2 separate regions of the Homo sapiens genome follow, and region 2 is linked to region 1. Evidence: chromatin loops called from intact Hi-C (ENCODE). Cell type or tissue: IMR-90. All regions are shown on one strand. Links, peaks and the distances in the headings refer to the core of each region. The heading gives the core; the rest is flanking DNA.

The links. A loop is a pair of places that touch in the nucleus more often than their neighbours do. Peaks named below come from ENCODE experiments on the same cell type or tissue, not always from the same donor. Only the 100,000 strongest peaks of a DNase experiment are listed, where the experiment ranks them.
Region 2: a loop joins it to region 1, with 1.8 times the contacts of the local background. A loop is called at or near these places in 6 of 110 quality-filtered maps.

What each region holds. Positions count from the first base shown.
Region 1 is chr1:67,109,814-67,121,117 of GRCh38, forward strand. C1orf141 (chromosome 1 open reading frame 141) reads right to left here. Exons shown (of 8, transcript NM_001276351.2): 5 at 5,539-5,651. Among named protein-coding and RNA genes, the nearest start is that of C1orf141, 20 kb to the right of the region's middle. In IMR-90, for the core only: no CTCF peak of the experiment used is centred there; no DNase peak of the experiment used is centred there; H3K27ac peaks cover 174 bases.
Region 2 is chr1:67,054,430-67,065,250 of GRCh38, forward strand. No RefSeq gene overlaps it. Among named protein-coding and RNA genes, the nearest start is that of SLC35D1, 5.7 kb to the left of the region's middle. In IMR-90, for the core only: no CTCF peak of the experiment used is centred there; a DNase peak (open chromatin) is centred at 6,512; H3K27ac peaks cover 1,884 bases.

The sequences.
Region 1 (11,304 bases), core at 1,997-9,996:
AGAAAAAAGAAAGGCCATTAGAAAGTCCAAGAAAAAACATAAAAGTGTACTGAACAGTTAAGGTCTAAATATGAGGGAAACTAAAACATGGCATTTTTTTAGTAATAGATAGAGAAAAAAGAGTCCATTGTTGTTAAATTGTACCCACTGAGAAGAAAGGTAATCCAAGCACATTACTTTGTTCGGTAATGATTATTACAGAGACATTACTATAATGTAAATGAAATGATTATTTATAAATAATAATATAAATGCTGTTAATAGTATTTTGAGTTTTAGAATTAACCTACAAACAACTTAATCAGAGTTCAAAGCTGAATATAATAGTTGACTTAAAAAATGTGAAAGTAAATAAATATATACTTGACCTAGGGAAGAAGTGTGGAAGATAGTTGGAAGACAGGATAAAACTGTTAAGATCTTCATCATATATAAAGGGGAATCAGGAGTTAGTGATTAAAAATGATGGGAAAAAAGTTAGATATATTATTTCAAGTTGCAAAAATTAACAATAGAAGAAAGGAAAAAAGTAACTATCAAAGATCCAGAAGAGGAAAGTGGGGAGAGGCAGGATGCACGGTGGTATAAACAATCTTTGTTATTGATTTTCACTAGATAATGTTTAAAGTTGATAAATTAAAATCAGCAGTAGAAACTCATTCTTTAGAAATATGGAGTTAATCTTATAAGGTACTGAAACCCAAAAAGGTTAAACTTGGTTGCTTCTGAAAAGAGGAAATTAGAAGAGGAAGCAGAGAATGAAAGGGCTGTGTGTGCTTATTAGTGTTTCTCTACTATTTGCATTTAAAATATCACATGGATATTTCTATTTTTAAAAAACTAAAATTTTATAATTTTTACATAAGATGCTAGTAAATGTATTATGATAAGTAACCTGATTGTGACGTTATGTTGTAATACATAGCTTGGGGGACTTTTATTAACCATGAACCTAAATAAAACATGAAATTAAATAAACCATGTAGATGAAGATAAAACTGATAATCCTTTTAATATTTTTTAAATTATAAAATATAGGAATATGCAACAAAAATTTGTTATTAATTATGGCCCTAAGTCTGTATTTCTCCATATTTCTTTATATATATATTATATATATATAAAATACAAAAATTAATACTTAAGAGACTCTCTAAAGTGACTTTCCCTTGCTAATTCTCTGGTTTAATTTATCTCTATAGTTCCCTATATAAAAACTACTGAATGATGTCCAAGGCACACTCAATGCTCAGAGCTAGTCACTCTTCAGCATGCCCATGAACTTCTGCTGAAGTGATTATCAAGAGTCAATAGTGTTGGTTCCAAACCTCTTTCTGGTAGTTGCTATTGCAATTATGTAATTTAATTAACCACCACACATAGCATACTCAAAAAAAGGTCTTGGTTACACATTAAAAGATTAACAAATTGATATATATTTTTATTTAATAAATTTGGATGTTTAAGTTTTACATGTATGTTTTTTATGATGCTCTGTCTTAACTGACTTTATAAGTGCTAGTCCTTACCATGTTCAATAATCTCTACTGTATTGAAATATCTCCAACAAATAATATATTATCTTCTCTACTGTCTCCATACATAAAGTTTTACATAATATCAGAGATGAAATCACTTTAACATTTTATCATTTTGAATCCTAAAATTCACTTGAATTTTGGATTTGTAGGAGCATATATAAAATTATTAGGACTAATTTGAATTTCTATTAAGTAATTACTGAGTATACAAATTACACCTACCTCAGTTGTATCCTTAAGATAAAGATAGGGTCTAATAGATCTTGATTTTAGATGTTCTTCTACTGGCTCTAAAGAAACAAACATAAGTATTTCCATGCTATTAAGTTACTTCTAATTAAACCCAATCAACCATTTTCTCCACTGCAGTAAACTTTTAAGAAATGTAAAAGAATAATTTTATTTACTTACATATGCATTGCTTGTACATGGTTAGAGCTAAATCTATTTTAGAATAATTTGCCTTAAAGTGAATTTCTATTAACAGACTATAACTTTCAATTATTTACTATTATATGATAAAGCTATATTGTCTTGGAAAATGATGGATTTCTAAATAAAATAGAATCATATGTGTTATTCAAAAAATATTTTGGCTAATTCCTTTGAAAAGAGAAATAGAAATAGTCCCTTCTACCTGCATTTCTCTCATATTCAGTTATGAGTTTTAGTAATCTGAATTATCATCCAATGGATATTCTTAAAGTAAGTATGGTGCAGGGGTCAGGCATACAGACTTTGGACTTAGATAGCCTGGGTCCAAATTGCACCTTTTTGTGTGGGTTACATAGCCATAGCCATAGGAAAGTTACTTAACATCTGTGAGTCTTACTTTCCTCATTTGTTAACTGGAAACAATAGCACTTATAGAAATACTTTCTGAGTTAAATGAAATAATAGATGTAACAAATTTAATACGGAGTCTGGTAGTCATTCAATCAATAGTTATTTGTTGATCAACTATATGCCAGACACTGATGGACTCTGGAATTGTGACTCCTGCCCAATGATGCATACATTTTAGTGGGTAATATGGAAAATAAACAAACAAAAAAACAAGACATTGGACTTGTGCAGTGGCTTACACCTATAACCCCAGCACTTTGGGAGGCCAGGACAGGTGGATCACTGGAGCCCAGGAGTTTGAGACTAGCCTGGGCAACATGGTGAAACCCTGTCTCTAAAAAAAAAGTACAAAAATTAGCTGAGTGTGGTGGTGTGTCTGTAGTCTCAGCTACTCAAGAGACTGAGGTGGGAGGATTACTGAGCCAGGGAGGTCGAAGCTGCAGTGAGCCGTGACCACACTGCTGCATTCCAGCCTGGGCAACAGAGTGAGACCGTGTCAGAAAAAGAAAACCACCAAAAAACAAAAAACCAAGGGGTGAATAATTGAAATTTATTCTGTAACAGAAATAAACACACTTTGGTGAGGGAGAACCATAAAAGAGGTATATTGTTGATAGCGTAGTCAGAGGACGCCTCTCTGAACAGATGACATTAACCAAAATATGCAAATGAGCTACAAGTTGCATGAATAGAGTATTGGTGTGTCTAGGCAGAGGGGAAAATATATATTCCTTTCAGGCAATCTGGTAGTTGTACTGAAAAGAGGCTAATGAAGTTGCAATTTGTTTATTTATTTTGAGATAGAGTCTTGCTCTGTCGCCCAGGCTGGAGTGCAGTGGCACCATCTCAGTTCACTGCAGTCTCCACCTCCTGGGTTCAAGTGATTCTCATGCCTCAGCCTCCCAAGTAGCTGGGATTACAAGTGTGCACCACCACACCCGGCTAATTTTTGTATTTTTAGTAGAGATGGGGTTTCACCATGTTGGCCAGGCTGGTCTTGAGCTCCTGACCTCAAGTGATCTGCCTACCTTGACCTCCCAAAGATCTGGGATTACAGGTGTGAACCACCCTGCCTGGTTGAAGATGCAATTTAAATGAAGGCCAGGGAGGTAGGGAATGAGGCTGAATACACACACAAGGTTCACAATATACAGGTCTTTGTTTCTTTTCTTTCTTTTTTTTTAGATGGAGTTTCACTCTTGTTGCCCAGGCTAGAGTGCAATGGTGCAATCTCAGCTTACTGCAACCTCTGCCTCCTGGGTTCAAGGGATTCTCCTGCCTCAGCCTCTCAAGTAGCTGGGATGACAGGTGTGTACTACCATGCCCGGCTAATTTTGTATTTTTAGTACAGACAGGGTTTCGCCATGTTGGTCAGGCTGGCCTCAAACTCTTGACCTCAAGTGATCCACTTGCCTTGGCATCTCAAAGTGCTGGGATTACAGCCATGAGCCACCGTGCCCGGCCAGGTCTTTGTAAGAAGTACAAGTTTCATACTAAGTACAATGAGAATCCGCTGAAGAGGCTTTAATCAGGATCAGCCTACTTTTAAAAGATCACTATATGATTTAAGGAAAGAAAATGGATTAGAGATTTTTGCTACCATTATGGAAGGCCAGGTGATTAGTAACAGCCCTCCTGCTGAAAACACCTTAAAAGGCTAGATTGAATATTTTTTAAAGTCTAAAGAGAATCATTGACTTAAAAGATGATAAGGGATCCCTGGTCTTAAATCTAGGAGAAGATAAGAACTCAGATAGGGAAGCCCAACATGCCAAGCCACTTTTTCCCTGAGAGTATTTGTGATGTGAAGGTAAGATCAAGTTTTGGAAGCTTCATGGCTTGAGATAGAAAAAAACAAAAAGCTGACCAAAGGTCCAAAGTTTTGATATTTAAATGTTCTCCAGTTCCCTTCCCCCACACACAAAAAACCCCCACACCTATTCATTTTACCTGGGATCCAAAAGGGTTACAACCTTAGGGTGAACTAGAATAGTTAAGATTGCCACCTGGATGTTTTAGGGAAAGTGAAGCCTTGAATGCTTTAGTATGTTCTGACAAGTACTGCCTCCATATACCTGGCATAAACAATAAAAAAAAAAAAAATCTTTTCTGGAGTAACGTATCATCACCCTAGTTCTCAAATTGTTCCTATAAATAATTTTCCAAATACCGTCCAGCACACATTCAAAGATAATAAGACACATAAGGAAATATGACATTATGAAAGTGAATCATGAGAAATAAAATAACAATGTGTATAACAAATCCTTTGAGAAATCAAGTTATGAAGCATAATAGAGAAATTAAGCAATAGGGGGTGATGTGGAGTCAAGAAACCTCAGTTAAGAAGGTTGATGAGAATTATGCAATTGAATGATTGTTTGATAATGGAGAGAAAGAGAAAAACGAAGGCAACACGAAAAGCTCAAATTCTCTGAGAACTGATAATGCTGATTCCTAGCTCACGGACTCCTAAAATTTCTTTTTTATTTTGAGATGGAGTCTCGCTCTTGTCACCCAGGCTGGAGTGCAGTGGCACGATCTCAGCTCACTGCAGCCTCTGCCTCCTGGGTTCAAGCGATTCTTCTGCCTAGTCTCCTGAGTAGCTGGGATTACAGGCACGCACCACCATGCCCGGCTAATTTTTGTACGTTTAATAGAGACGGGGTTTCGCCATGTTGGCCAGGCTGGTCTCGAACTCCTGACCTCAGGGGATCCACCCGCCTCGGCCTCCCAAAGTGCTGGGATTAGAGGCGTAAGCCAGCGTGCCCACCCAGCCAGATTCCTAAAATTTCTAACTTGAAAGTAAGTTTCTATTAAGCAAGCTGTTCATACTTGACTTCTAAAAAACAATAACAAGGAAATTCTCAGCATTGAGCTGAAAGGAAACTCAGAGATTTTCTTTCTAGAAGAAAACAACACATAACACTATAAACATAAAAATATATTCCTATTTTGTGAATTGTATAAATTGTCCATTCTGATATTTAACATCTCTTCTTCTTAGTAAGTTCTTTTTTATAGTTCATGGAAATGCTTTTGACAGAGATCAAATTATCAAGAACCTTTAAGACACACATCGGTAAATAATAAAATAAATAAAGCACCCATTAATAAATCAAAGAAGTAAATATGTTACACAAAGCATTACCTGTTGACTCACTTTCTTTATTTTTTACATTTGTTTGAATAAAGAATGGTCTTAAATTTGACTTTTCAAAATTACTCTTTCTAGGTTCAGGCTCACATTTGAAAGAGACATGCCTGGAAGAAATAAAAATTAATTTAAATTAAAATAATGAGAAAAATTACAAAATAAATCTAAAAAATAAATTTGGAGGAATGTGAAGTCCTAGTTATACAGACTTGGATGTTATGTTAATGTTGTCACAGTACCAAGTGTGAAACATTGGACTGATTAAATAGGAGCTGAAAATATTAGTTTTAGTCGTTTAAAGTGGAGGGGGACAGAAAACTACTTGCTGCTGTGATAGCATTGAGGGCACTCCAAGAAACTTATTCACAAGCTGATTAACCCTTTCAGAAAAATATGCTGGAAATAACTTCAGTGAGACATTGAGGACATTACTGGACCTGAATCAAAGTGGTGGGACATAGAGTTAGGGAATTCAGGTACTAGAAAGGATCACAGCATTTATTTATTGTAAAGACAAATTATCCTCCTCTAAATTACTTAACTGGCTAGTGATGGTATATTAGAAAATTAATAGTATTACATAATTGATACTCTTTCTGACCTCTAAATGCTAGAACAACCCATGACTCAGCCCTCAGACCTCAGATACTCACCCTTAGTTGGTATAAGCCAGTCCCACACTGTAACTGTTGTCTATAGGCCAATGTCCCAAATTTATAGTCCAGACTCTAACCTCTTCTCTGAACTTCAGATTTATATATCCAACTGCCCACATGACTCCTGCACTTAGCTTAATTATAAGTATCTTGAACTTAACATATTCAAAACCAAATTATTGATTCCACCATCCCCTTCCTGATCTTCTCCTCACCCAGGTTTCCCCATCTCCATTCAACCAGAGGGTTAGGCCAAAAAGTTTGCAGAAATCTTTTATTTCTCTTTCTCTCTTTTTCCACTCCCAACCTATCAGCAAATACTGTGTCTTTCTTTGAAATAGATTCCAAATCCAAACACCTCTTTCCTCATTGCTCCCAACCAAATCCAAGACCCCTTTATTTTTCATCTGAACCCCTTCCCTATGTCTCTAGCCTTCTTCTGTTTGCTCTCCCTGCTATTACACTTGTCCTCAACATTCTCTTCGCAATACAGCCATAGCAACACTTGTAAAATACAAATGTGACTATCATTTCCTTCAACTGTTTCCTATCAGACTTGATTAAAATTCAAAATGCTCCCTAACAGACAGAAACTTTTCCCCCAGTTCTCATTTCTAAGTAGCAGAATTTCCACTGAATGCCACTCCAGGCCTCTCTCTGCATACCCCTTCACCTCTCAGCTCCACATGAACGCTGAGCAAATTTTCTACCTGTTTGGTTCAGGGAAAGGAATTTAGGCTCCACTTAAGGACCTTGCTCTTTCCTCTGCCTGTAGTATTCTCCCCACAAGGGGTTGACGTGGCCTACTCTTTCATTTCAGTCTCCACTCACATTTCCACCTCTTCAGAAAGAACTTTCCAGCCCACCCCACTTCCCCCATCTAAAATAGTAATCCCTGTTGATTTTAATTCCCTTAATTTACTATATTTTCCTTTATAGAATTCATCACTGGTAAATTTATATTATATATTCATTTGTTTATTTAGTTTATTATCTCTCTCCCCATCTTATCCTAGATTGTAAACTCTGAGGGCACACTATTTATGTGTTTTATTCACTGTGGTATTTTAGCACCTATAGCATGACTGGTACATAGTACATGTTTAATATTCATTGAATGCCTAATAGGCCGGGCGCGGTGGCTAATGCCTGTAATCCCAACACTTTGAGAGGCTGAGGGGGGTGGATTACCTGAGGTCAGTAGTTCAAGACCAGCCTGGCCAACATGGCGAAACCCCATCTCTACTAAAAATACAAAAATTAGCTGGGTGTGGTGGCATGTGCCTCTAGTCCCAGCTACTCGGGAGGCTGAGGCAGGAGAATTGCTTGAATCCAGGAGGCAGAGGTTGCAGTGAGCTGAGATCGTGCCACTGCACTCCAGCCTGGGTGACAGAGAGAGATTCTGTCTCGAAAGAAAAAAAAAATTATTGAATGCATAAGATTTTTGGTAAATTTTTATTGAACTTTCTTATCATCGTACTTTTTAATGGGTTTTCAGTTTGTTCTCTCTTTTAAAAATAATTATGTAATCTCCGTAAAACAATTTATCTGTTCCTTTCAAAAAATGTATCTTATGTTCTTATTAATATCATTGGGGAGGACTTCTAGGAGAGTGTAGTATACTAGTGAGAATGGGCATTGTTCTGTTTCTAACTTGAATGAGAATGAGTCAAGGGTTTCTAAGGATGATGCTGGCTATATAGTCTTGTTAAGGAGGTAATATTTTATCCTTATCTTAAAAATACTTATATTGCTAAAGTATGTTTTTCAAATTCATTTGCAGAGTATATAAAGATATTCAGATATGAATTTCCTTGTGGTGAACCAAAGAGCATAGGCTTTGAAGTTAGACCTTACTTTGCATCTTGACTCTATGTGAACTTCCATAGAATATTGAATACTCTGAATCTCAGTCCTTCATGTGTCAAATAAGGTTAATAGTTATCTCAAGGGATTGTTGTAAGAATTAAGTAAAATAAAGTTTAGAAAGTGATCAACAAAATGTCATAGAGATAAATGAGGATACTCTTTCTTATTCCTGAAATTTACTCCACTTAGTCATAGTGGAGTAATATTTATTTAATATAGTGTTGGATTTCATTTTGTTAAAATAAGTTGTTGAGTGGCAATTATTCCGTTGCCTTAGAATTGGTGACCAGGTGACTTTTTACTCCACAGCTGAGTAAAAAGGAGCAATACATACTCTGTATTCTACAAAGATCCACCAATACTTGGAGCAAGAGATTCTTTTAGGCCTTCAAATAAAAGAAAACTGGTGGGGGAAAAAAGAAAAATATCAGAATTGTGAGTCATTGACCTGTTAGGGTCTGCTGTGGCTTTTTCCTCTTTTCTCAATGTGGGAGGGGCAGGGATGCTTCCTCCACAAAACTGATGAGGGAGTTCCCAAAGAATCACTCATAGAGACTGGCATCTTATTCCTCAGTTGCACATCTGTTAGACACCACACTTGCTGATTTGCCCCATGTCAAATTTGGAGTGAGTGGAATAAGCAAGTAAAGTAGACACCCTGCACCACACTGTTTGGCATGGCCAGGATACTTGAGTTTCTGGGGAAATGCTGGGGACTGAATGTTTGTATCCCCCTCAAATTCAAATGCTGAAGCTTAAATCTCTAACGTTATGGTATTTGGAAGTGGGAGCTTTGGGAGATAATTAGGTTATGAGGGTATAGCCTCATGAAAAGGATTTGTGTTCTTCTAAGAAGAGTTGGTCTAACTCCTTCTCTCCCTGTCTCTGTATTTGCCTTTCTCTCTATCTCCTCATGACGTGAAGATACAAAGAAACAGCTGTCTGCAAACCAGGAAGAATACCCTCACCAGACACCCAATCTGCTGGAACTTTGATCTTGGACTTCCTGGCCTCGAGAATTGTGAGAAACAAATTTCTGTTGTTTAAGCCACCCAGGCTATGGTGTGCTGTTGTAGCAGCCCATACTAAGACAGAAATTAGTAATGAGCAGTGGGGTGCTGCTGTAACAAGTACTTGAATATGTGGCAGTGGCTTTGGAATTTGTTAATGGGTAGAGGCTGGAAGAGTTTGGAAGTGCATGCTAGAAAATGCTGACATTGCCATGAAGGAGATTTTAAAGGTGACTTTGGTGAGGGCTTAAAAAGAAAAGAGAAAAGCTTCCATTTTCTTAGAGACTCCATAAATAATGATGAACAAAATGTTGGTAGAAATATGGATGGTAAGGGCCATTCTGATGAGATCTCAGATGGAAGTAAATAACATGTTATTGGAAACTGGAGGAAAGGTGGTGCTTGTTATAAAATGTCAAAGAACTTGGCTTAATTGTGTTTGTGTTTTAGTATTTTGTGGAATGCAGAACTTGCAGGCAATGAAATTGGATAGTTAGCTGACGTTAGTTCTAAGCAAAGTGTTGAGGAGTGATTTGGTTCCTACTGATGTTTATAGTAAAATGCAAGAGGAAAGAAATGAATTGAAGATGAAATTATTAAGGAAAAAGGAACCAGAAGTTAAAGATTTGAAAAATTTTCAGCCTGCTCATATTACAAAAGAATGAAAAAGTATGCTTGGGAGAGAACACTAAAGGTATAGTAAGTTGACTGTTTGATAGGTAGGTCAGTGTGGATGTGTAACAAGGACCAAATCAGCCATCTCAACAGAAGCCAGGAATAGAGATGGGATTATACCAGCAGAAACACTGCCAGCTGGGACTAAGGGAAACAGAGAAAGTGGGAAAAAATGAAAGAAAACTGTTGAACTTCTTAGATTCTACAGGACCAGATCATAGAGCTACTGTATGCAGCTGTTCAGCTATAACTGTGCACTATTTTTCAAGACAAGGGAAGAAGGACCTCAAAAGCAATTCAAAGATAATCAGGGATGCCACTCCCACAACAGGCCCAGAGGGCATGTGCTCAGGGGACAGGGCTGCCTCCACTTCTATTTCAAAGGGTAAGACCCCTGCCCAGTGGAGCCATGGGTGTGCAACTCCCGCTAGGCAGAGCTTCAGAGGTGAGACCCCTGCCTGAGTGGGTTCTGGAGGCAGGACCACTAGTCTAGTGAATCTAGAGGGCAGAGCTTTGAACCAAAGAGGATTATTCTCAAACCTTAGGATCTCATAGAGTTTGCTTGCATGGTTTTAGAATTATTCAGGACCTGTCATTTCTCCCTTCTTTTTTATCTCTCCCTTTTGGAATGAGAATGTCTATCCTACACCTATCCCATCAACGTAGCTTGGAAACAAACAACTTGTTTGCCTTCACAGGTTCACAACTGGAGAGAAATTTTGTCTCAGGGTACTCTTACCTCAAGTTTCATCCATATCTGATTTAGATGATATTTAGTTGAGAGTTTGGACTTTAGAGTTGATGCTGAACCAGTTAAGAATTTTGGATCTATTGGGATGGGATGAATGTATTTTCCATGTAAGAAAGATGTAAATTTGGGGGGGACAGGGGTGGAATTCTACAGACTGAATATTTGCATCCCCCCCTTCAAATTCATATATTGAAGTCTAAATGCCCAAAGTTATGGTTTTGGGAGGTGCAGCCTTTAAGAGGTAATTAGGTCATGAGGGTGTAGCCTCATGATTGGGATTAGTGCCCTTATAAGACATGAGAGAGGTGCTATCTGTCTCTTTCTCTCTGCCATGTGAAGATACAAGAAGAAGACAGCTGTCTGCAAAGCAGGAAGAGTGTCCTCACCAGACACTGATCTTGGACTTCCTAGCCTTTAGAACTATGACAAATAAATTTATTTAAACCACCCAGGGTATGGTATTCTTTATAGCAGCTTGAACTGACTAATATAGGGGGTCAAATGGATACTGAGGTAGTAACTGTGTTTGGGTCAATTTGCTGATACTCTACCCAGATTGCTGACTGAAAGCCTGGGGATCCTTCGCAGAAGAAATTGTGGAGTATATTGGAGAGTATAGGAGTTGATGGAGAATTTGAAGAGTTGTAGCTGCTCTCCTTGGTTGGAGAATGTGTTCCTCTGAGGATCTCTCATATGTGCTCTTTATGACTAAAGTTGGCCAGAAAATGATTGATGACTAAGGGAAAAGTTGGAAACAGTGTCCAGAAAGAAATAAGAACTTTTGTCTTCTTCTCTCTCC
Region 2 (10,821 bases), core at 1,635-9,634, 56 kb before region 1:
CTCTCCGCGGGGCGCGTACCTGGGGCGTGGGGAGTCTGGTGGCAGAGGGGCTGGAAGGCCGTATTCTCCGGATAACTGCCGCAACTAAGTGCAGACCCTCCTCCCCTCTGTTACAGGTGGCCGGCCAAGTAGTTACAGTACACTGCGTCTAGACTAATTCTGAATGCTCTTTTAGTCTCTCTTGCAGGGGGTAAAAACCCTTCAAAAGTATCAGATGTGGATCAACAGTAAACACTCAACGAAAATTTCATTCCGCAATGCCTCAGGCTTCTTACATTTTCTGAACCCAGAAAACACCAAACAATACTTTTCAGATTGAGAAGTTTCGTTTGTTTGTTTTAAGAAAAATGTTGACATATCCCAAAAAGTAGCAAGATAAGCAGCTTGGGGATTGGGGAAAGCACAAGGTGTTTGGAGCCTAAAAGACTTGATTTCCAATTGTAGGATTCCTAGAAATGACGACCCCCCCCCCCCCCACCAACACACTCACTCCTTATTGTGTGTCTTGGACCAATTAGATGACCTCCCTGAACCTGATCTCTGTGGATGTGTAGCTAGCAAAGAGCTAGTTTTCGGTAAATGGTAGTCATTATTGTATAACAGAAGCAAATCATTATGATCGGTTTAAGCAAAGAAATTACGTATTGAACTTTAATAGATTAGGAAAGAAGAACTTTGAATTATTTTTCTAAGTGCTTGGTCTGTATCTTTTTAAATTTCTTTTTTTTTTTTTTCTTATTTTTATATTTTGGTAAACCAGGTATAGTGGTTCACACCTGTAATACCAGCACTTTGGGAGCAGGTGGAATGCCTGAGCCCGGGAGTTTGAGACCATGCTGGGCAACAAAGTGAGACCCTCTCTCTACAAGAAAATAAAAAAATTAGCCAGATGTGGTGGCGCACGCCTGTGGTCCCAGCTACTCAGGAGGCTGAGGTGGGAGGATGGCTTGAGCCCAGGAGGTCAAGGCTGCAATGAGCTATGATCATACTACTGCACTCCAGCCTGGGCAACAGCACAAGACCATCTTAAAGAAAGAAATAAATTGTGGCAAAATATACAAAGTATAAAATTTATCATTTTAACCCTTTTTGAGTATGCAATTGCATGGCATTAACTGCATTCACATCGTTTTGCAGCCATCATCACTAATCCATCTTTAGAACTTTTTCACCATCCCAAAGTGAAACTCTTTCCCCTTTAAACAATCACTCCCTGTTTCCCTACTTCCTTCCCTCTCTGCTGTTAACCAGTGTTCTACTTTCTGTCTCTGTGAATTTGACTACTCTAGGTACCTCATATAAGTGGAATCATGTAGTATTTGTCCTTTCGTGATGAACTTACTTCATTAACGTAATGTCTTCAAGGTTCAGCCACGTTGTAGCATATGTTAGAATGTCCTCCCTTTTTAAGGCTGAATAATATTAAATTATATGTGTATAATTGGTTTATATCTTTTGAGTTACTTTGAGAACACCTATGTTCTTCAAGTGTTTCTTAAAAAACTGGTACACAGGATGAGGTTCTTAACATAGCCTACAAGGTCCTAGATAATGTGGTTCCTACCCACATCTCCAGAGGCACTATTCACGTTTCCCTCCCCTAAGGTGCAGATAAATCAACAATGTGGGTTCCGGCTTCTGTGTCTTTACTCCCATTATTCCCTCCATCTGGGCTGCTTTTTCTCTTCCTCCTCTCACCCAGCTCCTGAAAAACTCTTACATTTCCTTCCGTATTTTGGCAGAACATTACCTCTTCTCTGGGCAGCCTTCACACTGCCCCCCACTTCCCTCTACATAATTGATCTCTCTCCTTTGTGCCTCTCCTACCGCATCTTTATATACCCCCTTTATAGAGTGTCCATCTGCTGCTGCTGCTATAACAAAATACCTGAGACTGGATAACATATAAAAAATAGAAATTTATTTTCTCACACTTCTGGAGGCTGAGAAGTCCAAGATCAAGGTGCCACCTTAACCACTGCATCCTCTGAAGGGGAAGAACACCATGTCCTCACATGGCAGAAGGGACAGAAGGTCAGAAAGGGACAAACACTGTGTGAAACCTCTCTCATAAGGCATGAATCCTACTCACAAAGGCAGAGCCCTCATGACTTAGTCACCTCCTAAAGGGCCTGCCTCTTAATAATATCACATTGGTGATTAAGTTTCAACATATGAATTTTGGAGGACACATACAGACCGTAGCAAAGGGGCTCTGCATTACATGTTTACATATCACTCTCTTCCACTAGACAGTTGCTTCTTGAGGACAGTGGCAGGCAAGGGTGCCTAACACAGTTTAGATATTTTAGTTGATTGAATCAATGGAAACAAGGAAAATGATTAAATTTCTTCCTTGACTGCTAGCTTCAAAAGGAAAAATAACTAAAACATTGTATTTTAAGAAACATCCTTGCAGAAAAAATATTATAGAAGTAACAATGACCCTCATAATAAAAAGCAAATATATACATATATACACATTTTTACACATTTTAAAAAACATACCTGGAATAGAACCAGAGAAGAACACTAATCCTCAAGCCACACACTGCTGCTGACACTTAGTAGTTTTGTGACCTTGGGCAAATTACTAGACATCACTGTGCTTCAATTTCCTCACCTGTAAAATGGGGATAACAATAGTACCCACCTCATAGAGTTACAATGAGAATTAAATGAGTTAATGAATGTAAAGTGCTTAGAACATAATATGAGTGTTTATTACAATTACTGTTATCACTAGTATTATTAGGCAGTCTTCCTCTTTTCACTTACTATTCCTTGATGGTCTTTCTGTGGCAACGCTTAAACTTAACCTCATTCTTTTCAAAGGCTTCAGAGTATTCCATTAGTTGGATGCATCATCATGTAACCCTATAGACATTTAAGTTATTGCCATTTTTCAGTGTACAAACAATGCTTGTCCATTCAACTTTGTGCAAGTATAAATTTCTAGAAGTAGAATTGCTTAGTTAAGGCTACTTTTTAATAAAAAAATTAATAGAATTGAGGAAATTCCAAATTAACAACCTCCAAAGAGTTTATACTCATTTTTTATTCCTGCTAACACGGTATGAAAATGAAACCCTCTTTTATAAAGTCAAGAGGGCAGCAATGGAGAACAATGGAAGAGGTGAGATAATATTTCAAGTTCTACCCTGTGGAAGTATGAAATGCCAGGTACAAATTTTCAAAATCATAAGTTATGATTACAGAAAATAAAAATAAGAGTGCTGATCCAGGCAACTACTGTTTTTCTCAGCATGATTACTTTATTAATTAACAAATATTTAAGACCTATCACAGGCCATGAACTGCATTGGATTTTCTCAGCTCCAGTAATGATTTGGTTGCTGTGGACCCCCAGTAAAATGCTATAGAGTTTAATGGAGTCAAGCATTCTCATTAGGTACCCACAAAGATAAGATAGGTGCCATCTCTAGTAGGATTTTTATCTCTTTCCCATGTTATAGGTACTTAGACTTTGGGGTAAATTTTGGTATTTTAGGTCCTCAGATCTGTTTCCTCACTTCAGTAATATTAATCACAGAATTATATATGGAGTATTTACACATCATTGGGTGAAACTGAATAAATATTGAAATATATCTTAAAAAGTTGTTCAAGATAAGAAAGACTGAATTAAATGTTCTCACTTAGGTACAAGTGTACTCTATTTGGAAAGGTCAACTTTGTGGGTTGATAAATTTTACATCTTACTGGGTAGAATTACTAGCAAAAACTCTTCTTAGTATTAAATGATGTCTTTTTATCAAAACATTGCCGTTAGGTATCCTGTTTTTCATTGAGGGAATATTGATTCTGTACACAGTTTTTTAAAACATAGCTTATATTACTTCTTTTCTCCACGCTTCTCCCTTTTCCTTGGCCCACTTGCTCCTCTCATAGTGGAATGTATATAGGCCTCTTTTGTTATCCACCTGCATTCACCAGTTTCCTATTTCACTGCCAACCTAGATCATACCCAGTGACCTGCTGTGCTGCACAGCTGGTTACTTTATAGTCAAGGAGCAAAGGTCATACATGTTTCCTATTTGAACAATACTTTAAAAATTCTGAGAATCAGCATGGAGCTTCTCTTCTCTGCAGTGCCTTGTACTTTTCTACATTGGACTGCAAAGAATGAACTTATTGTCCACTGATGATGAGCCTCACAATGTGCTTCTCTTGTAATTCATTATCTCATTTCACCCTAACCACTGTGAGAAGCAGGTATGGTGAAACAACATATAAACAGGAAAACAAGGGCTGAGAGGGAGTATTAGACATACACTGCATCCCACAGCTCTAAGTGACTGTGTACAGATTCGGTCCTAGGTCTGTTTAGCATTTATTCTGTGTTCCTCCACTGGACACTCCTGCCTCCTTTGGGGCAGATGGACAAGACCTACTTTTACAAGACGTTCTGGCAATGTCAATGCTTTCTTCAATGACCAAGTTTAGTGTTTATCAACCCTATGAAGAAGGATAAGCAGGATAAAGGAACAGTAATGTGTTGAAGTCATAGTCAATCATGACTCATTCACAAATAGCATACCAGACACCAAGTTAGGCACTGGAAATACGAAGACATTTCAAGCTCAATGTATTTACAACTGAACTTTATATAAATCTCTCCCAAATAAGTTGCTTCTTTGAATCTCCAATTTTAGTGAATTGACCTCACTATCCACCTATTTACTGTGGTTCTGCTCTCTGTATAATCACCCTGCAAGCACTCTTTAACCCCCACCAAACTAGTTTTACCCCCTCCAATACACTGAAGCTGTTCACTGCAAAGTTACCCATGACCTCCATGGGACTACACCCAATGAGCACTCTTAGTCCTCCTGCTTGACCACTCTACAGCATTTACATTGCTGATATTCTCCCTTCTTTTAGCTACACCCTCTTCCCTTGACTTCTGAAGCCCCATACTCTCTGAAACCTCTCCTCGTACTCTGGCTGCTCCTTCTCATCCTGCTTTGCTGGTTCCTCCTCTTCTCACAGACCTTTAAAGTTTTACATTCCTCAGGGCTCAGTCTTGGGTCTTCTCTATTCTATGTATTCTTACTAAATCTCATTCCATTCCATGGTTTCAGTTATGACTTATTGTTTGCCAGTGCTTACCAAATCTACATTACTTATGTTCTCTCTAACTCCAGATTAATGTGTCTGACTGCCTCCTGAATATCTTCACTTGGATAACTCTCTGTTATGCTGCTCAACATGCCTGAAACTAATCTTGTCATTATCCCTTTTACTCCAACATTCTGCTTCTCTATTGTTCTTCACTGTATCAGGTAATGAATCCTGACAGTTGAGATCCTAGTTGTCTTATTTTGCCATCCAAAATGCTTACTACTTTGCATTTATCAGATCTGAACAACATAATTTAATCAATGTGTTGAACCAGTTTATTTTGTATGAGAATATTAAGATGATCAAGATCTCTGTGAACTATATTATGGCAAAGAGTAAAAGATTGGATGTCAATCCAATGATGCTATACTGCTGGCCCTGACATGTAAGAGGTAAACTGTTTTAGTTGGACCCTATAAATTAATATAGAGACAAAACATTTGCCATGTTAATAGCTACACACTAGGTGTCAGGAAATGTCATGGTGATTTGCCCTAGTAACACTACGTCTGGAGCATCAACTAACATTGGAGTCACCTCCTGATTAAGTTTATAACCACACTCAGTTATTTGCTAAGATTTCTCTTCTGCATTGGACAAACAGGTGACTTAAATGGAGATGTGATAGGATTCATCCATCTTTCAAGTCTTTGATGATGGCACTAATCTCTGCAACTCCTCTAAAGATGTGGCATATCTTTTTTTGTACTGTCCTGAAAGGGAAGGAAAGCTCCAGAGGCTTCCTCTTTCTACTATCGTGGTCCTTATTCCATGGGTCACACAGACACTGTGAGGATTTTACCAGCTGCCTAGCATATCTATTATGCCTAAACATATGTCTCTTCCAATTATACATTCAAGAGCTGGAGACAAAAACACACAGTGGATTTGTGGACCTACTGAGCACATCGTGTTTCAAAGTTGGGCTAGGTCTCCAATTATCACCTGACTCACTTCTATAGTCTAAATGTGTGTGTCCCCCAACAAATTCATGTATTGAAATTGTCATGTGAAAATAGAGATGAATCTCTAAGTAAAAAGGTTTTGTTTGGGAATAGTATACAAGACGTAGGATTGTAATTTGGGACATATATACAAACCAGGATGGCCTCCAGTATATATGGAGAACAGAGTAAAAGGTTAGGATTTTATTGGAGAAAGAGGAGATTTATGCAAGTTGTTTTAAAAGAAAGTTTTTTGGTGCTGGCAGCATCTTACAAGAGCTGAAGAGTTTTGATATGTGAATGTCAGTGGTCCTTAGGAAGGACTTGTAATCTTGGAGTTTCAGTTAGGCCTTTACATTTAGAATTGGGTTTGTGAGTCAGTGTGTCAGGCATGTGTTCTTGTGTAAGCGGCTAGCTGTCCTTGTGCTGCCAGCTGTCTTTGTGTGACTCACGTAGTAAACTGTGGTTTGGAAAAATGTCCTGTGATAGTTTGTGTTATCAGGCAAACTGTGTGTGAGAGCCCTACCAGCATAGCCTTCTCTAGCTCCATTTTGCTAGGGTTTGACACAAGTGACTACATTTTGAATCTGACAATGTTCACAAAATCCTAACCTCTAAGGTGATAGTTTTAGGAGGTGAGGTCTTTAGGAGGTGATTAGGTCAGGAGGGTGAAGACTTCATGAAAAGAATTGGTACCCTTACAAAAGAGCCCTGAGAGAGACCCTTTACCCCTTCCAACATGTGAGGACACAGCTGGAAGATACCACCTATGAACCAGAAATCAGGCACTCACCAGACACCAAATCAGCCTGCATCTTGATCTTGGATTTCCCAGCCTTCAACTGGGAGAAATGAATTTCTGTTGTTTATAAGCTACCCAGTAATATTTCATTAAAACAGCTTGAACTGACTAAGACGCTACATAAGCCCCCAGTTTAACTGGTAGACTGCAGGACTGTAAGTGCCCAGGAATTAGTATCGGTTGGCCAGTGTTTGATAATCCCACAAAAGGTCTGGGTATTTCCTTTTTGTTACTACACAGTCACCCTAGTAAATGGCAGCAGTTTCCTTTGAGGAAGACTTGAAAGAAGATATACAGTATACACTTGTGGCTATGATATAGGGCCTTCCTCAAAGAGACCTGATCTCTCCTTCAATCCAAGAGATTCTCGTATTGTACATGGCTTAGGTCTGGAAACTGAATAAAAGACCGTGACTGTCCATTTCTGAGACTCCAGTCAGTTTTCTTTGCTGTCAGGTCTGGTTTTTACTGTTATAGAGATTAAGGACCATTTTACTAGGTTGTCTAACTATTTCATTCTTAGGGACATTATAATCAATAGGATACTGCCCAAAATTCCTATGGCTTAAAACTATGATTACCACTATGTTACTGCTTTCCTTTTATAATAAATATGCCCCCTACCTTGTCTTCTGTGGTTAAGTACTACTGCTTGCCTCTGATACTCCAGAACTTCCAACATCTCTATTAAATTGCGGAGCCCATCTCAATACTGAAAATTCCCATTATACCTAGCTTACAGAGCACAGCCACAACAGAACTTCTCAAGGATGTACATGGTCTATACACAAGTGTGTTTCTCCACATGTCAGTTATGGGATTTCCTCTGGATTCTCTCAAGGATGTTGAGGGATGGGTGTGTAGATTACATGTGATAAATATGCTCCACCATTCCTGTTTCCCTAAGCACTGGAATCTTTTCCTCAACATTATAATATGGAAAGTTCTGGTATCTCAACCTCATTAAATAGACCCTGCTGTTGTGCCCAACTGTCAGTAAACAAACATATTAAATTGTTGGAATGCTTCCACCTGCATGAGCCAACACATTAAATCCAGAACCTCAGGTAAGTACACCCTTATCAATACGTTTGGCCGAATCCAGTGTTATATTTCATCTTCCTTAAGCTCCATTCCTATACATATTCCCTAGGTTGATGGTGATATAAATTAGAAAAATCTTGCAATTCTTTTGGTTTACCACCTGCTTCCTCCTAAGTTAAACTTCATGCTGGCTCTTTGGGGTGTGTTGATATCTGACCTAGTTATGGGTATAGTGGATAGAGTTTTCAAGCAAGAGAAGGCTAATCTGTCAGACACAGGAGGCTCCCACTGTCAGAAGAGGCTCAAAATGACTTGACAATTCAAAATTCTTAACCCCATTTAAGCCCAAACAAATGTGTACTCATTCCAAGTTTTAGGGTCATTTTCTTTCCATTTTTTTTAACTTCTACATGAGAGACCTAGCAAGGTTGTAAATTCAACTGATGTTGTAAAAATTGTAAACTGGCCTATTAAGCCTTTTTTTATTTTTAACAATATCAGCCCTGTGGCTGCAAGAAAAGAGAGATTCTTTTAGGACTGCCATAGAATCATTTTGGCACTCTAATGAGACTTTATGAAGAATGTAAAGACCTGAGTTTGTTATTCTTTCTGTATGTGTTTTATTAAACTCAAGAATCTATCCCACACCACAGTCCTCACAGTCATTACTACTGCTAACAGTTAGATGTAGCAGGCCCATGCTCCTAAGGCACTTGGTTCAGTAGGAATATCATCACAATTAACTGCAGGTGACAATTTAATGAATCATGATACTTCTGCATGACATGGGTTACCAGAATTTATTTCACATTAGTGGGGAGCTCAGCACTTCATTCAAGCTCAAGGACAGAACCAAACAAATCCCAAATCCCAACTTCTAAAGTCTATTCTAGAACCAATTTCTATATCAATCAAGGTCCAGTCAAGAGACAGAAACCACACGTTATTTGATTAGAGATAATTTTACATTAAAAAATGTTAACTAGGTAAATGAAAGTTTAAAAAGAAACACTTCAAAAGCCCCCCAAACCATAAGGTATCGTGGAGGTAGCAACTGCAGGAAGGGCTGAGGGAACAAAGGAAAGAGGCTAGAATTATCAAAACTTAGAAACTTAGAAGGGGAACTCCAATAGCTAAAACTCAAGATTTCTGAGGAAGAAATGCTGCTCAAGTGATTCTAGGGTCTTTGGGTTCAAAAGAGGATCCCCATAAGCCTGAAATTCAGACCTTTGAAGAGAGAGCACTATCTGGTTAGTGCTGTGGGCTTAGTGTCACGTGGGGTGGGAGGGGAGTAGGGGCGGGAAGGGTAGGAGGGGGAGTGGAACGGGAACACAGTGTTGTGATATAGGCTGTTCTCTAAATTTAGGGAAAACTGCAAACTGAATTCAACTACTGCTAAGGGAAGAACTTGCTACTTCTGGGACGAAGAATCATTGCTAGACTGAGGCTACTAGGAAGCACATGGGAAAAAGCATTTCTTTTCTCCTCCTCCAGCTACCCAGTATCCCTCTAGTGCCACGTATGGAAGAGTTTACGTAGAGCCAGCCAGCAAAGCAGAAATGTGTTTTGCAAAATACAAGCATCAGCTTCACAAAGTAGAATATAGAAGAGTAGGTTTCCAGCTGAGAGACAATTAATATGTGGCACACCCATTTTAGTAAACATATCGCCATATGCCAAGTTGCCACCTTAGAAGTCTAGTAGTCATTCTCAGAACCTGTCTCTTCTAACTTGCCATATATAAGCTGCTAAATATCTCTCAAGTCTGAATCCACTACCATAGCCATCATTATCAAGATGTCTGCAATGACATCCTAACTAGTCTTCAGGATAGATGACTCTTCCTCTCCAATTCATTCTGTAAAAATGCAGATCTGGGCCAGGCACGTGGCTCGCACCTGTAATCCTAGCACTTTGGGAGGCCAAGGCTGGCAGATCACAAGTTCGGCAGTTTGAGACCAGCCTGGCCAACATGCTGAAACCCCATCTATACTAAAGATACTAAAATTAGCTGGGCATGGTGGCGGATGCTTGTAATCCCAGCTACTTTGGAGGCTGAGGTAGGAGAATCACTTGAACTCCAGAGGTGGAGGTTGCAGTGAGCCAAGATCACACCACTGCACTCCAGGCTAAGCAACAGGGTGAGACTCCATCTCAAAAAAAAGAAAAATGCAGATCTGGTTATTAGAATAAAATCTATCTCCTGCTTTATTTCACAATACTCTCAATTTTGCTCTCCCTTCTCTATTTATGCTTGTTGTTCTTTTACTTTGTCAAACACATCTTCTCATTCTTGGACCTTTGCATCTGTTCATCACTTGGCTTATGGACTAACCTCCCATTCCTACAAACTCCAACTTCCTCCTCTGGCTAACTCCTTTAAGTCTCAAGTAAAGTACATAATCTTCAGTGAGGTCTTCCTGAGCCCCAGATATCATTCCTACATGCTCCTTTAGAGGCATAATAACTGGAGTTACTAATTAAAATATTATTTTCCTCCCCTCTGCCTATTGCCTTACCCTCACCATTCACATTCAAGCCATAATGCATAGGCTGCTGTTTATCCCGGATGGTTGCTATTAGAATGTACTAAGATGTATGATGCAGGTTCTTAGATTCTGTACTTAAAATTTAATAAATATTTAATAAATATTTTAGAATCTTTTTTCCCCTGCCTATTCATTCTAAACTAGATAAACAATTTGGAAACCTCTACTCTCACAGTCTTCGCCAACTTAGTTGATGGACATGCTATCCTTCTAGTTGCTTGGAACAAAAACCTTTAATTCCTCTCTTTCTCTCACAGCCCACATCTAACCCTCAGCAACTCACATCAGTGCTATCTTTAAAATAGATCTATATTCCAACATTTATTACTTCCTGTAC